Linked DNA regions of Homo sapiens: all the other regions are linked to region 5. The links are chromatin contacts, found by Hi-C or POLR2A ChIA-PET in ENCODE. All regions are on one chromosome and are shown on one strand. Each heading gives the region's core, a stretch centred on a gene start or an enhancer-like site at or near the end of the contact. The rest is flanking DNA. Distances are from core to core; before and after follow the strand shown.

What was found. Hi-C counts contacts between places; a loop is a spot of excess contacts on that map. ChIA-PET counts read pairs that join two places held with the same protein, here RNA polymerase II (POLR2A). Pooled maps may share reads with other maps.
Region 1: a map of naive thymus-derived CD4-positive, alpha-beta T cell shows a loop between it and region 5 (19-fold over the local background). The contact joins the promoter of TTC27 here to the promoter of YPEL5 in region 5. A Hi-C loop is called at or near these places in 2 of 168 maps with a recorded cell type or tissue (CD4-positive, alpha-beta memory T cell and naive thymus-derived CD4-positive, alpha-beta T cell), 3 of 37 single-sample maps with no recorded cell type and 13 of 50 pooled maps.
Region 2: a map of transverse colon shows a loop between it and region 5 (21-fold over the local background). The contact joins the enhancer-like site here to the promoter of YPEL5 in region 5. A Hi-C loop is called at or near these places in 1 of 168 maps with a recorded cell type or tissue (transverse colon). POLR2A ChIA-PET finds 5 or more read pairs at or near these places in 1 of 52 experiments (HepG2).
Region 3: a loop to region 5 is called in a map with no recorded cell type, with 11 times the contacts of the local background. The contact joins the promoter of SLC30A6-DT here to the promoter of YPEL5 in region 5. A Hi-C loop is called at or near these places in 3 of 37 single-sample maps with no recorded cell type and 17 of 50 pooled maps. POLR2A ChIA-PET finds 5 or more read pairs at or near these places in 2 of 52 experiments (activated CD4-positive, alpha-beta T cell and activated CD4-positive, alpha-beta memory T cell).
Region 4: a loop to region 5 is called in a map of CD4-positive, alpha-beta memory T cell, with 13 times the contacts of the local background. The contact joins the promoter of RBKS here to the promoter of YPEL5 in region 5. A Hi-C loop is called at or near these places in 1 of 168 maps with a recorded cell type or tissue (CD4-positive, alpha-beta memory T cell), 2 of 37 single-sample maps with no recorded cell type and 9 of 50 pooled maps. POLR2A ChIA-PET finds 5 or more read pairs at or near these places in 1 of 52 experiments (activated B cell).

Annotation. Positions count from the first base shown.
Region 1 is chr2:32,626,348-32,629,468 of GRCh38, forward strand. It overlaps TTC27 (tetratricopeptide repeat domain 27), which reads left to right and starts at 1,703. Exons shown (of 20, transcript NM_017735.5): 1 at 1,703-2,033. The coding sequence starts at 1,946. LOC124905985 (a long non-coding RNA gene) reads right to left here and starts at 431. Exons shown (of 3, transcript XR_007086273.1): 1 at 286-431. RefSeq lists enhancers at 903-1,564, 1,283-1,342, 1,565-2,224, 1,753-1,812 and a silencer at 2,063-2,192.
Region 2 is chr2:27,976,553-27,979,365 of GRCh38, forward strand. All of the region lies in intron 3 of BABAM2 (BRISC and BRCA1 A complex member 2), which reads left to right. Among named protein-coding and RNA genes, the nearest start is that of MIR4263, 18 kb to the right of the region's middle. Within about 2 kb of position 1,484, at least 7 of the 41 ENCODE cell types and tissues checked have a DNase peak (open chromatin) inside an H3K27ac peak, as active enhancers do.
Region 3 is chr2:32,164,443-32,167,246 of GRCh38, forward strand. SLC30A6-DT (SLC30A6 divergent transcript) reads right to left here and starts at 1,297. Exons shown (of 1, transcript NR_185886.1): 1 at 599-1,297. SLC30A6 (solute carrier family 30 member 6) reads left to right here and starts at 1,422. Exons shown (of 14, transcript NM_017964.5): 1 at 1,422-1,461. The coding sequence starts at 1,459. RefSeq lists an enhancer at 2,742-2,804.
Region 4 is chr2:27,888,544-27,891,636 of GRCh38, forward strand. RBKS (ribokinase) reads right to left here and starts at 1,844. Exons shown (of 8, transcript NM_022128.3): 1 at 1,714-1,844. The coding sequence starts at 1,802. It overlaps BABAM2 (BRISC and BRCA1 A complex member 2), which reads left to right and starts at 2,186. Exons shown (of 12, transcript NM_199191.3): 1 at 2,186-2,299. It overlaps BABAM2-AS1 (BABAM2 antisense RNA 1), which reads right to left and starts at 2,571. Exons shown (of 1, transcript NR_028308.1): 1 at 913-2,571. RefSeq lists a silencer at 2,032-2,311.
Region 5 is chr2:30,145,313-30,148,371 of GRCh38, forward strand. YPEL5 (yippee like 5) reads left to right here and starts at 1,695. Exons shown (of 3, transcript NM_016061.3): 1 at 1,695-1,750. RefSeq lists silencers at 1,299-1,878, 1,909-2,078, 2,369-2,808.

The sequences.
Region 1 (3,121 bases), core at 453-2,952, 2.5 Mb after region 5:
AGTGCTGGCTTTTATACTTAAGGAAATGAACAGACAACCTGGTCAAGTATCATTTTCTAGAAAAATAGTGGGGTTTTTTTTGTTTGTTTATTTTTTTGAGACGGAGTCTCGCTCTGCTGCCCAGGCTGGAGTGCAGTGGCGCGATCTTGGCTCACTGCGACCTCCGCCTCCTGGGTTCAGGCCATTCTCCTGCGGCAGCCTCCTGAGCAGCTGGGACTACAGGCGCCCGCCACTACGCCCGGCTAATTTTTTAAAAAAATATTTTTAGTAGAGATGGGGTTTCACCTTGTTAGGCAGGATGGTCTCCATCTCCTGACCTCATGATCCGCCCGCCTCGGCCTCCCAAAGTGCTGAGATTACAGGCGTGAGCCACTGCGCCCGGCCTGAAAAACAGTTTTTAATTACTTCTCAGTGGGAGGACATTTTAGGGCATCCGCTCTTCTCCAATCACAGTCAGGTCCGGCTTCCTTTGGTATCTGATGGCAATGGCTGAAATGAGCTGAGCTGAGTTCCTCTCCCTTCACATTCTGGAGTGGCTCTTTACTGAGTAAGAAAGTGAATTAACATTTATTTAGCTTCTTCCTTGGAGCTGGGTACCGGGTCAGCCTCTTTTCAGAGAGCTTTTGCTCTTGTGGTCAGAGTTACCCTGCAGTTTTCTCCTGGCTCTTACATGACATATCTCAGTACAGGTGTCAAGCCAATGGGACAAAGCCATAGTCCTGTTTTCCTTCCCTCCTTCCCTCCCTCCCTCCCTTCCTTCCTTCTTCCCTCCCTCCCTCCCTCTTTCCTATTGCCCAGGCTGGAGTGCAGTGGCACCATCTCAGCTCACTGAAACCTCCGCCTCCCGGGTTCAAGCAATTCCCCCGCCTCACCGTCCCGAGTAGCTGGGTTTACAGGGGTGCCCCACTACGTCCGGCTAATTTTTGTATTTTTAGTAGAGACGGGTTTCACCATATTGGCCAGGCTGGTCTCGAACTCCTGACCTCAGGTGATCCATCCGCTTCATCCTCCCAAAGTGCTGAGATTACAGGCGTGAGCTACCGCGCCCGCCCTCTAACTGTTTCTTTGGAGTGCTGCTAGGAAGATTCAAAGAAGTGCAAATAAGGTACCAGCGGAGGCTGGTTTGTCTCCTTGCAATTTCTTTGTGATCACCCCTGGGATCACTCTTCTACAGCGTTCCGACAGTGTTCCAAAAACTTCCCTGCACCAGCGGCAGGGGCAGATTTCCCACCCGGCCATGATTCATGTAGAGCAGTGTCAAAACCAGATCCTTTCCTTACACGCTCATTCGCCGAAAGACCCATGCTATGCTGACGGGGTTCCAACCTGGGCTTCACCGACTCCACGTCAGAGGGTCTGTGATTCCCTGAGAGGGTACCCTTAGGCTGAGAGCAAGGGCCCACCTGCACTCTGCGCGAAGGACTGTGGTTTTCATCGGGTTGTCGAGAGCGTTCTAACCCAAAATGCTTTAAGAATCACAACTCTAGCCCTTCTAATCAAACTGCTTTGGCCAAGACGTCCGTTTTGAGTTGCATTTGAACCCTAGCCCTCGGTGGGAGGCACACTCACTTCCACGTTCACAGTTCTTGGAAGCGGTCCCACTGGGGGCGGGGCTGAGCGCGACCGCGCCCTCAACTCCCCCTATTGCCCGCCCCGGGGTGGGGCATAACCACCCAACAGGCTCCTTACTCAAGCTCGGGTTCTTCTCCTAGGCGGAAGCCAGACCAGAGAGCGTGCGTGTTTTTCCCAGGGTGCCCCGCGCTGCTGTTATGGCCGCCTCCTTGAGGTAGTATCCGCACATGGAATTCTAGGGCCGCAGGTGTATTTACGGTAACTGTCGCCACTAGATTTCAGCGCCTTTGGACTCTCCTGTTTTCACTTTCTTTTGTTGACTCCCGTGTGGCCCTCGTGGGAGCCTGTTTTGGCTGCAGCGGTGTCTGGGGTGATGTGGACCCCGGAGCTGGCAATTCTGAGGGGATTCCCCACTGAGGCTGAGCGGCAGCAATGGAAACAGGAGGGGGTCGTCGGTTCAGGTGAGAGGCGCACCTACCGGGCCTTAGGCTATCGTGGGAACTGTGAGGAAAAGGGATGGCAGCGACTGATTCTCATCCCTCCCTTCATTTTTCCCTAACACAGTCTAGCTGATTCCTTGAGGCTTTGGGTCGTTTAGTCTTTGACATGGTGGGCGTGGTCCTCACTTTCTTTGCGCAAAACTTCTTACCGCCCAGGTTCAGTAATAATGACAATGGCAATGTCAGTTATTTTTCTAAGCCCTTAACATGTACTCAGTCATTTAATGCTTATAGTAGATACTTAAGGTAGATTCAATTTTTAATCCCATTTTGCGGTGAAGATCTGTAAATACAGTTGGGTTAAGTAATTTTATTTTATCTATTTATTTATTTATTTATTTATTTATTTATTTATTTATTGAGACGGAGTTTTGCTTTTTGCCCAGGCTGGAGTGCAATGGCGCGATCTCGGCTCGCTGCAACCTCCGCCTCCCGGGTTCAAGTGATTCTCCTGCCTCAGCCTCCAGGGTAGCTGGGATTACAGGCATGCGCCACCACGCCCGGCTAATTTTGTATTTTTAGTAGAGTCGAGGTTTCACCATGTTGGCCTAGCTGGTCTGGAACTCCTGACCTCAGATGATTCGCCTGCCTCAGCCTCCCAAAGTGCTGGGATTACAGGCCTGAGCCACCGCGCCCGGGTCTGGTTAAGTAATTTATTTAAGGTCACACTGTTGGTAAGCAGAGGAGCTAAAATGAGGCAGCAAAGTTGTTTTTTTGGGGGGATGGAGTCTCCCTCTTGTTGCTCTGGCTGGAGTGCACTGGTGCCATCTCGGCTCACTGCAACCTCCGCTTCCCCGGTTCAAGCGATTCTCCTGCTTCAGCCTCCAAAGTAGCTGGGACTACAGGCATGCACCACCATGCCCGGCTAATTTTGTGTTTTTAGTAGAGACGGCTTTCATCATGTTGGTCAGGCTGGTCTGGAACTCCTGACCTCAGGTGATCCACCCGCCTCGGCCTCCCAAAGTGCTGGGATTACAGCCATGAGCCACCATGCACGGCCTAGGCGGCAATGATTTATTTTTTTTATTTTTTTGAGACAGAGTCTCGCT
Region 2 (2,813 bases), core at 234-2,733, 2.2 Mb before region 5:
AATGGTCGGAATATTTAAATACACAGGGATAGCATGAAGACATATTGGAGAGTGATAGAATTGTTCTGTATCCTAATTTTGGTGATGTTTACACAAATCTCTGCATGTTATACAACTCTTATAGGTGTACAGAAAAAGATGAATTTTACTGTGTATAAAGTTAAAAAATAGTTTATAATTTTTATGTCACCTTTTTTCTTTTTACTGTTTGAATGTGGCTACTGGTAAGTTTAAAATTATGTATGTGGCTTGCATTATTATTTCTATTACATAGCACTGCTTCAGATATTAGAAGTGCAAAGAAGGATTAGGTGTGGTCCGAAGTCTAGGAGAGGGATATGGCAGAAGGAAGTCTTCTAAGAAGAGGAGGCAAATTTAAATGACCTAAGTTTAGCCTCTGCCCCCTACTTCCATCCTTTGTTCTACAGATTTTGTTTGAGAGCCTAATTCATGTAAATATGCCAACTCTCAGATGTAGTAATTCCTTAGAGTCTTTTTCCTTGATATTGGAAATTAAACTCTACCACTCAAGATGAAAAGAATGCTGTGCAATGGAATAATTAGTGGCATCCTTGCATTTGTAGGCACAACAGCCTACATTGCTGAGGCAGTTGACAAGTTCCTTGACAAACTTGTGATGAATGTTTAAGTTCATATTATTATTGGTTAGACATTATTGTTTAAATTATTGCACCCAAGATTGTTTATTGTTTATAAATTGTCATAAAGGGAGGTTTCCAGAAGGATGCCTAGCCAGTATGTTTATAATTTGAAGTTAGGAGTGCCAACCCAAAATTGGAGTAGAATCTAAGAATATCATGATGGACTTTAAATAGGTAAATCTAGCGATACTGAAATATAATACAGATAAATTTAAAATTTCAAAATGGATTCTAAAATTTAGTTGTCCCAGTTAAGAAGAGGGATATGTAGCTTAGCAGTGGTAAATACATAAAAATGTTAGGGCTTTTAGTTAATAAGAAGCATAATAGGAGTCACTACTGATGAGGCTGCCAAAAAAGCTATTTTAACTTACAATGCCATTTATCAATAGAAGTTTAATACATAAATTAAGGCATGGATTTTTGTATTTGTTTCTGTGCTCTTTAGAACACACCTAGAATCTTATCTTGAGATCTGGGTGTTATCCTCTAAGAGAGCTATAGACAAACTGGTACATATTCAGAGAGGAGAGAGCCAAATGATGAAGGAAATTGAAACAAGTCAGATGAGGAATAGTGAAGGAGACTGGGATAGTAAGCCTGTCTAAGAGGTGACTCCTAGTGGGGTTGAAAGATAGGTCACGAGAACTGCCTTCAAATAATTGAAGGGCTGTGATATTACAGATAAATTAAACTTGTCCCATAAAGTTCTCAGAACCAGCAAATGGAATTTTCAGAGAGATATTAAATTTCAGTGTAAGGACACACTAAGGGTTAGAGCTAACTCTTGGAAATGAGTCACCTCTTCAAAGTTTTTCGTAAAGCTCTGAAATGGTTTGGATATGTGTCACCTCCAAATATCATGTTGAAATGTGACCTCCAGTGTTGGAGGTGAGCCTAGTGGGAAGTGTTTGGGTCATGGGGGTGGATCCCTCATGAATGGTGTGGTGCTGTCCTTGTGATAATGAAAGAGTTCTTGCTCTGACTTCATGTGAGATCTGGTTGTTTAAAAGAGCGTGGCACCTCCTCTTGCTCTCACTGCCACTCTCATCTTGTGATGTGCCTGCTCTCCCTTCACCTCCTGCCATGATTGTAAGCTTGCTGAGGTCTTTGCCAGAAGCAGATGCTGGCACCATGCTTCCTGTACAGCCTGCAGAACTGTGAGCCAATTAAACCTCTTTTTATAAATTATCCAGTCCTCGGTTAGTTCTTTATAGTGATGCAAAAATGGACGGACACAAACTCTATTGCTTGAACTTACTTTTTGTTGAGACTATCTCCTTCAAACTGGCGTTTCCACAAAGTTCTTGTCTGACTCTCACTTCCATACTTGGAGTTTCAGTCAGTAATCATTTAATGCAGCAACTGATAAGAATAATCTATCATTGGCAGAAAACCAGTCATTTACCTTTTTCTTTTTTTCTTTTTCAAGTTTCATTTTAGGTTCTGGGGTTACATGTGCAGGTTTGTTACGTGGGTAAATTGCATATCACTGGGGTTTGGTGTACAAAAGATTTAGTCACCTAGATAGTGAGCAAAGTACCCGATTGGTAGGTTTTTGACCATCACCCTCCTCTCACCCTCCACCCTCAAGTAGGCCCCAGTGTCTATTATTCCCCTCTTTGTGTCCATGTATACTCCAATGTTTAGCTTCCACTTACAAGTGAGAACATGTGGTATTTGGCTTTCTGTTCCTGGTTAGTTTGGTAGGATAATAGCCTCCAGCTACATCCATATTGCTGCAAAGGACATGATCTCATTCTTTTTTATGGCTGTGTAGTATTCCATGGTGTATATGTACCACATTTTCTTTTTTTCTTTTTTTTTTTTTGAGATGGAGTCTTACTCTGTTGCCCAGGCTGGAGTGCAGCGGCACAATCTCGGCTCACTGCAACCTCCACCCCCTGGATTCAAGCAATTCTCCTGCCTTAGCCTCCCAAGTAGCTGAGACTACAGGCATGCGCCACCATGCCCAGCCAATTTTTGTATTTTTTTGTTTAGTAGAGACGTGGTTTCGCCATGTTAACCAGGCTGGTCTCGAACTCCTCACCTCAGGTGATCCATCTGCCTCAGCCTCACAAAGTGCTGAGATTACAGGTGTGAGCCACTGCGCCTGGCCTATGTACATTTTCTTTATCAGATTCACTCTTG
Region 3 (2,804 bases), core at 47-2,546, 2.0 Mb after region 5:
AGCTAATTTTTTTTATCTTTAGTACAGACAGGGTTTCACCATGTTGGCCAGGCTGGTCTCAAACTCCTGACCTCGTGATTCGCCCGCCTAGGCCTCCCAAAGTGCTGGGATTACAGACGTGAGCACCACACCTACTCAGTTGTTCTGTATACCATTACATGTTCAGCAACCCTAATCCAACCATCTGAAATTAAAATGCTCCAAAATCAAAACTTTTTGATCATCAACACGATGCCACAGTGGAAAATTCCACACCTGACCGCATGTAAAAAGCTGTAGTCAAAATTTTGTTTGATACACACACAATTTTTAAAATTGCATAAAATTACCCTGAGGCTATGTGCATAAGGTGTATACGAAACATAAATGAATTTCAAGTTTAGCCTCTGGCCCCATCCCCAAGATAAAGAGCCACAATCTGAAACAGTTCTGGTCTTAAGCATTTGGGATGAAGGATACTCAACCTATACCCAGTTTTCTACACGACACTACTTATGAATATCTTTTAAAAATTTCTTTATCCCTACTTGTTTTCTGTCTTCCCTACCAGAATATAATTTTCACGAGACCAGTATCTGACAAACACACGTGCTACATATTCAATCTTTATCGAATGAATTTAATATTTTCCAAGTTTTCTATAATTAACATTACTTCTATATTATTAATTTTATAGAGAATCCAAATAGCATTTTATTAAGTAGACCATTAGTCGGTCCGAGTTCAAATTCTGCTACTACAGCAAACTATATGTAGGACTCAAGGCAAGTTTCTTTTTTTTGAGACGGAGTCTCGCGCTGTCGCCCAGGCTGGAGTGTAGTGGCGCGATCTCGGCTCACTGCAACCTCCGCCTCCTAGGTTCAAGCGATTCTCCTGCCTCAGCCTCCAGAGTAGCTGGGATTACAGGCGCGTGCCACTACGCCCGGCTAATTTTTGCATTTTTAGTAGAGCCGGGGTTTCACCATGTTGGCCAGGCTGGTCTCGAACTCCTGACCTCAAGTGATCCGCCTGCCTCGCCGCCGAAAGTGCTGGGATTACAGGAGTGAACCACCACGCCTGGCGGAGGCAAGTTTCTTAATCTTCTTTCCTCACTTGTAAAACTGGAATACTGTCCATTTTCATAAGGTTAAATCATACAACACAGGTAAAAGCGCTTCAGCACGCAACGAAATTTTTCTAACGTAACGAAAAACTCCTCGTTGCTCCTTGCCTTGCCCTTAACCTCAACGCTTCAGGTCCCGACCAATCTCTCGGAGAGCTCAGAGGGAGCCGCTCTAGCCGCCTTCCGCCACGGAGTGCAGGGACAGCCGGGAAGGGGACGGAAGCCGGAGGCCAGAGCACGCACTTCCTCCCACGCTTTCCTCACAGCCAATCGCCCACTGGTGCCCCACCCCTTCCGTTCTGGGAAAACTCGAGCACCCAGAACGGCTTCCGGCGGGAGCTGTGCAGCTCCTTATCATGGTGAGTTGGCTGTTGGGGTGAGGGTTTCGGCTGTAGCTGATTCGGTTTATCTTATTTGGTCCCGAAGCGACCTTGAAATCCCTCAGCCACCCAGAGGAGGGGTCATTGGAGTTGAAGTCGGGCCCCTTGGCAGGAGCGGCTGTCTCCCAAAATGTTCCCCTTCAGAGTTCTGGTCCCTTTCGGTCCCTCACCTGTTCCGCAGGCGCTCACGATCTAGGCCCCGCTGCAGGCAGAGCTTTCAGCTCCTGGCGAGTTTCTGACTTCCCTCTGCCGAGATTTCTTTAAGGTAATAAAAGTTTTTGCCAGCGTCAACAACTAGGCCACCAACAAAAGATCTGAAAACAAGTCCACAGCAACAACTGTAATAGTGATTCTTAGAGCAGTGGCGATAACGCCAGCGGAAAAAAAAAAAAAAGGTTAGTAATAGGGTTTTAGGGCAGACGTCTCACTCTGCAACTTGGCTTTACTAAATATTAAGTAGCCTGATTACGGCAGCAAATTTCATAAGCGCAGTAACTACAGAAAGTCAAGGTGTTGGTAGGACATTTTATTGCTGCTTTATTTCTGGGTTTGTAGAAACTAATGGAAGACCCAGTAGACGTTATGGTTGTTGGGATATGGTGTTTTCTCTCAAATTTGTTAGAATTAGTCATTCTTTGCCTTTAGAGCTCAAATATATAGCTCTGAACTTTAAAGATAAGCAGTTGGTTGGGATTTGAAGTGTCCAAGTGGCGTGTGCCTTTTGAAAATGCATTTATTAGAAAAATTTATGGAGTACTTATTGATAGCCTACGTATGAGAAAGAGACCACATTTCTGTGCCTAAGCTTTTGTCACTGTACTAAGTTTTTTACTTAAGTGGATATGGTCGGGAAAATGCCTCATTCACACACTTTATGTTTTGTAAATTTTCTGTAATCCTTTTGCACACAGAAAATGGGTAAAAGTTTACACTTTTTGGCTAATGATCAAATAGCCTTCAGTTACGCTCTTCTTCAAAACATTCACCATTGTGAAGCCTGTAGCCAGAGTTATATTTCTAAAATTTGACCACATCACTCCCTTACTCAAATTTTCTCCTTTTTTTTTTTTCTGTAGCACTCAAGATAAAGTCCTGTTTAGCATGGCATACAAAGCCACTCATTATCAAGCTTCTTACTTTTACAGCCTCTTTTTTTGTTGTTGTTTTCGAGACGGAGTTCCACTCTTGTTGCCCAGGCTGGAGTGCAATGGCGCGATCGCGGCTCACCACAACTTCCGCCTCCCGGGTTCAAGCGATTCTCCTGCCTCACCTTCCCGAGCAGCTGGGATTACAGGAATGCGCCACCACGCCTGGCTAATTTT
Region 4 (3,093 bases), core at 594-3,093, 2.3 Mb before region 5:
TCAACTTTATGAATTTTTGATGAAACTTTTTCTAAAGTGAAATACATGCTCTATTTTTATACAAAATTTAGTAAGTACCATATAACCTTTTCTTGAAAAGAGTCATCACCAGTAAAATCAATTGCTATATTGTGTTGTAAACACAGTAATGTTCTTTCTACACAGATGTCTGCAAACTATGGCCTGCAGGATGTTCTTGTAAGGCTTGGGAGGTAAGAATGGTTTTTACATTTAAAAAATGTTGTTAAAAAAAAATGTGACCTTGACCACATACGGCTTGCAAAGCCTAAAATATTTACTATCTGGCCCTTTACAGAAAAGTTTACTTACTCTTGCTCTAGAAAAAGATGTACAGGCCTCTTCAACAAATGTCTCCAACTAGATTCAATTTTATGCTCTGTCACCAAAGGAAAGTATTTTTATCTTGGCACAGTGTCTGACAGAATAGTTCTAATATTTGTGGAAAAATAAAGGTCATTGGTATTTAAAATTCTTTTGTTGCTTCTTCTCGTTACACAGTCTCCTACTCATCCTCAAGTTTTCGTCAGTCACTATAACTGCCTCTAGCAGTCTCTTCTCTAACTCCCACCTTTCTAATCTCAGTGGAAATTTGGTAACACAGCTTATAAATATTTTAAGGTAAGGTTAAATTGGTTACATGAAGACCCTAGACCTATTTTCTGAGTAGAATACAGGTGGTTTGGTGCAGCAATTTGGTGACTTATTTTGATTGTCCCAAAGCCTTTTTGTTTAGTTCCACGTTCTCTATTACCCTTTGGAAAAGCAACATTTCAGGACGAATGAGGTGTTACTGTAGCATACCTGATCATTTTTATAACACAAAGTAGCATTACAACTGAAAAGATATTCATCAAAAGACTGAACTGCAGTAATTGGAGTGGTAGGATTTTCTTGGAATATCTGAATTTATTACTAATTTTACAGTGAACATACATTACTTTTGTAATCAGAAAAGCTACCTTAATTTAAAAAAAAGAAAAATCAGAAGGATCTGTCTACTCAATCTTACTGACCTAACTCAACAATTTTCATTTGGCATATTTTCTATCATAATTTGATCATCGTTTTCAGAGGTTGTAAATACTGTGTTTATGTTTTTATTTTGATTCATACTTGGCTTGCTGAAAAATACGCTGTAAATATAAAATACTGCAGTAATGCCGACAATCAACATGGTGAAAGGTGACAGTCTTTTTGATTTCTGCTCAACTCATTATTTTATACAATAAGCTCAGACGAATAATACCCAATTTGGATAATGTTACGCTTGACAAAACACTTTACTTCATTTAGTCCTCACAACAACCCTGTGAGGTAGGCACATTCTCGGAGGTAAAATGACGTGGGCAAAGTTCCCTGGCTCGTTTGGGGAAAGGCTCAGCAGCCGGGCCAAGAAAGGTCTTTGGGGGCGCAAGTCTTTGGAGGGCAGGTCTTTGGGGAGCGCTTTGAGTAATATTAGAGCTTTCACTAAACCCTGGCCTATTACGTCCCCTCCCCTGAGATTTACCTTTATATACTCAAGTTCTTTCATGCCAGGAAGGTAGGCTGAAGGCTTCGAAAACCTGCAGCTCATACCCAAAGCTAGCACTGTCTATCCCTGGAGACCCAGCGCCCAAAAGCTCCACTGGGCGCATAGCGCACGGCACGCCTCCTCCCCCGAGCCGCAGACTGAGTAACTGGCCCCGGACTAACCTGACCAGGTCGGTCATGCAGGAGCCCACCACTACCACCGCCGCCACCTCCTCTTGCCACTGCCTCTGGGGTTCCCCAGACGCCGCCATCGCTCAAAGGTGCTGCTGTCCAACCTGGACGGTGACCTCTGCCCTTTGCCCGACCCCGTAACCAGAGACGCCACTCCTGCCCTCCCTAACGACGCGGGCCTTTCAGACGCCTACGCGGGTCGCCCACCTGACTGCCCGAAATCACCCCGCCCACCAAGTGTCCCCTCTTCTTCCTGGAATAGTCTCGGTGCACAGCCTCACGTAACAGGGCCCTCCTGATATGGCGAGACTCCGCGCTCCTCGTCACTCACGGGGCAGGCGCTGAGGAAGGAACTGTCAGGCACCGCGGGGACGCCTTTCCGAGCGCCCGGCTCGGCGCGGCGCGGGGGCGCGCACGCCGCCCAGCTTCGGGGCCGCAGAGGGGGCGGGGCGGGACGTCCGGGGAGTGCGCACGCATCCTGCCCGCGGCGCGCGCGCAGGTCGGTGCGTCTGTCGGGGGCGCGCTCGGGTACCTGTACCCCACGTAGTCGCCGGTTACCGATCGGACTAAGTTCCAGGTACCTGGACTGGGGCTGGTGCGGGGAGGTTGGATCCCGAGTCGCACAGGTGGCGTGGAGAACTGTGGTTTAAATATGGCCAGGGGACTCGCCTCCTCTTCCTATGGAGAAGGCCCCCGTTCCAAAGATGCCCTTCTCATCCCCATCACGCTGATTCCCTCAAGAACGAGCCCCCAAGGCCAGAGGCGTCTCTTTCTCCATATCTGGCCCATCCCCTGGTTCCTGTAAACCCCGAGTATTAGTTCCTTGTTGCCTGATGAGGGGAATCATACAGTTTGGAAGAGGGGAGAGTGTCCCTTTTTAAGACGTCCCCTAGAGTGGGGTGGTCATTCTTCGGGTCTGAGCTAACTTGTTTTTCTCGAATGTTGCCCCTTGGGGGAAATTGCTTCCCCAGTGTAACTTCCCTCGTGCGCTGTATGACGTCGACGTGACGCAGCAGGATGCCACCCCTTTCCGTTCCATGACGTCAGCAGGGCACATGTTTCCGTGTTTGTCATCTCATTTTAATTGCAAGAACCTGGATGGTGCTTTAGACGTCTTTGTAATCCCCAGGCCTCTCATCAAAGGACCTTTTGTAACTTTATTTTGGGGTAGCAGACCCTTGCAAAAATTGTAATTTTGCATTTTCCTTTTGCAATACGTCAAAATCAGGAAATACAAATTGCAGTAGTAGTATTCAGGGGACTCTGACCACCGTAAATATTTGTATATCTGGGGTGTATTATAGTGCTGCCATGCGTAAGAGTTACTACCGGTGGTGACTCCCTGTCCATGTACCCGGTTCACTGCACCAA
Region 5 (3,059 bases), core at 445-2,944:
GCTGTTAGAAGACAGAAGTCTCTTATCAAATGAGGCAGTATGATCTTCCTACAATAAACGTGTAACTTTTATATTAAATATTGTTAATTGAAAATAAAGAAATAGAAAGGAAAATAAACTAAAATACTGTATGTTTAAAACTTCTGGCCAGGCACAGTGGCTCATGCCTGTAATCCCAGCACTTCAGGAGGCCGAGGCGGGCGGATCACGAGGTCAGGAGTTCGAGACCAACCTGGCCAATATGGTGAAACCCCGTCTCTACTAAAAATACAAAAATTAGCCGGGCGTGGTGGTGTGCGCCTGTAATTCCAGCTACTCAGGAGGCAGAGGCAGGAGAATTGCTTGAACCCGGGAGGCGGAGGTTGCAGTGAGCCAAGATCATGCCACTGCACTCGAGCCTGGGCGACAGAGCAAGACTCCGTCTGAAACAAACAAACAAAAAAACTTATCTCCTGGAAAACTCACTTATTAAAAGATAACTAGTCCTTTTGCCTTTGATGCTCAGGTAAACTTCAGACGAACTAAATGAAAATACTTGTGGATTTGGGGATGAGCGGGAGTCAAGTGCTAGAATTTGCTTAGCAGCTTCTCTTCCACCAATAATGACTTTAAACATGTTGCAAACTAGCCCCAAATGCTAACCTACATTTTTAATCTGAGAGGTATGCGTCATCAAATATTTTGGTTTTATCCCGAAAGTCAGCTAACAGAGATGTAAGTACCTGGGCAACTCTAATGGAATGAGAAGCAACATCTTCCATCTTAAGCATTGATAAGGGTTAAGGGAACAGCTGCTCTTTGCAATGAACAAATCTCACTCTCTGAGGCAGAAATTCGCCATATAGAAGACTGAATTTCTTCATCTTTTTGAGAATCATTTCCACTACCCAGAAAAAACATTCAAATGAGTTGTAAATAAAGTCAAGCGCAGTTGAAAAATCCTGTATCCACAGATGTTTCTTAGGAGTGCCTATGCGCTTAGACTCGAGGGCTAGGGGTTTGAAAGCAAAAGGCAGCCCTCTACCAGGGGTGGTCGGGGAAACGGCCTCCAAGAAACGAATTACACGGTGCACTTTAGTTACCTAGGCAGCTGTTTGTCTAGGAAACAGCTTATTGTTTTCATTTGTCATCACCGCGGCTCACTAGGTATCAGGAAGCTCGGCTCCAGCCGCTACCTGGTGACGCTAATGACGTGCGATGTCTCGCAGCTGCCGCAATTAGACAGGCCAAGCCTTCGCCTTTAAGAAGCTGACTCACGTGGATGCTGTGTTGTGTGCGCTCAGCTGAAAGGGGGAGGTGGGTCCCCAGACTGACTACATTGGCCGCCTCGAGAGAAGGGGCAGAGTTAGCCTCTTTGATTGGCTGTACGAGTCCGAGGTGCTGGGTCAGGGGCGGGGCGAGCTGTCGCAAGCCTGCCCTGGGTCTGCGGCTTCTGAGAGGGGTGGGCCGCGAAGCGGAGGGGTGCGGGAGTGGGGGAGGGTGAGCCAGAGAAGGGGCGGGGCCCCGCGAAAAAGGCAGGAGGCCGAGGACAGGGGCGGGGCCTAGAAATAAAGGGCGTTCTGGGCCAACCGGGAGAGCTGACTGCGGGGGGGCGGAGCCACGCCGGGTGACTGACGTTGAGGCCCAACCAGGGAGAGGCGGGGCCAAGGCCAGGGCCTGACTAAACCTGGAGACTCGGGTGGCCGAGGGGCTTCATACCAGCTGAAGAGCGACAAGCCGCTGGCAGCCGCGGATCTCACCGCCGCTCAGGGTGAGTCCCGCGGGAGGGGCTGGACTCGGGGCCGGTGGGGACTGAGGCGCCCGTTCGGGTCGGGCGGCTTCGAGGCACTCGGGAATCGGCCCAGGGTGGGGGGCCCAGGCAGGAAGTGCCTCTTCCTCGCCGCGCTCTTCCCGGGGTCCCAGAGCGGCCGCCCCAGATCCTTCAGGGTGGGCCCCGGCGCTGGGACCGCGGGCGGACGCGCGGGGCTGTTTGCTCTTTGTGAGGCCTGGCGCGGCGGCCGCCGTCGGCCCGCCCCCGCCGCGCAGCCGGGCGACCGGTGCGACAACAGCCGCAACCCCTCCGCGCGGCGCCCGCGCCTCCGCCCCGTTTCCCCGTCGCGTCCTCCGAGGCCCGCCGCCGAGGCCCACGGCGCCCCCTGGGCGGACGGTCTGGCCGCGACCCCCAACCCGCCGCGCCGCGCCGCGGCTGCCCCGCCCCCACCCGTCGCATAGTCGGGGGCGCGCCCGGTCTCCGCCCCGAATCCAAGTCGGAACTTGACCGAGTTGTTTGGGCCGCGATGACCGCACGGCGTGAACCGTCCTGAGCAGGGCCCACGCCCGGCCCAAGCGGCCCAGCCACCGGGCTGGGGCGGTGTCTCCCTTTGCCCCCTCCCCCCCATGAACGTCCGCCTCCCCCGCCCTCCTGCCCAGAGGACCCGGGACTGACAGCGCAGGGTGACGGTTGGGCAGCCCGCCGGGTGTCGGGACCAAGAGAGCCCCCCGGCCACCCGCTCAGCTGTTTCCTGCTCGTGTTTGTTGTGCCGAGGGAGGCCCCGCCGCCACCGCCGCCGCCGCGCTCTGCCGCCCCGGTCCCTCCCGATTGGCCGGCTGGCGTCACGTGGCCTCCATCAGCTGGGCCGGCGGGGGCGCTCGCGGGCCCCACTGCGGCTGCCGGGTGAGCCCACCCGGGGGTCGCCCGGGCCGGCCCAGCTCCGCCAGCTTCGGGCTGCGGCCTTCCCTCCGCTTGCAGTCGGGAGGGTGGGCGTGCCCTTGCAACCCCTTTCCTGTACCTTCTCTGCAGGTAGATGGGACAAATGAGTGTCCGGATCAGCGGGAGTGGGAAATTGAAATACTACAAAGATCTGTTTAATCCTGATACCAACTAATCTCCCTTTCAAGGGAGAGTCTGGGAAGCTGTACAGCTCATTTATTTTTAAACTTTTTCTGTTTACAGAGATCTGTTGGTAATCTGAGGATTTTTATTCTACGTCGTCTTGACAGATGGAAAACCTGAAGTAACTTCGGGCTAACCTTGTGTTTTTGGAAAATTAGTAGACTTGGTGGTGAAGAAACTGGGAGGA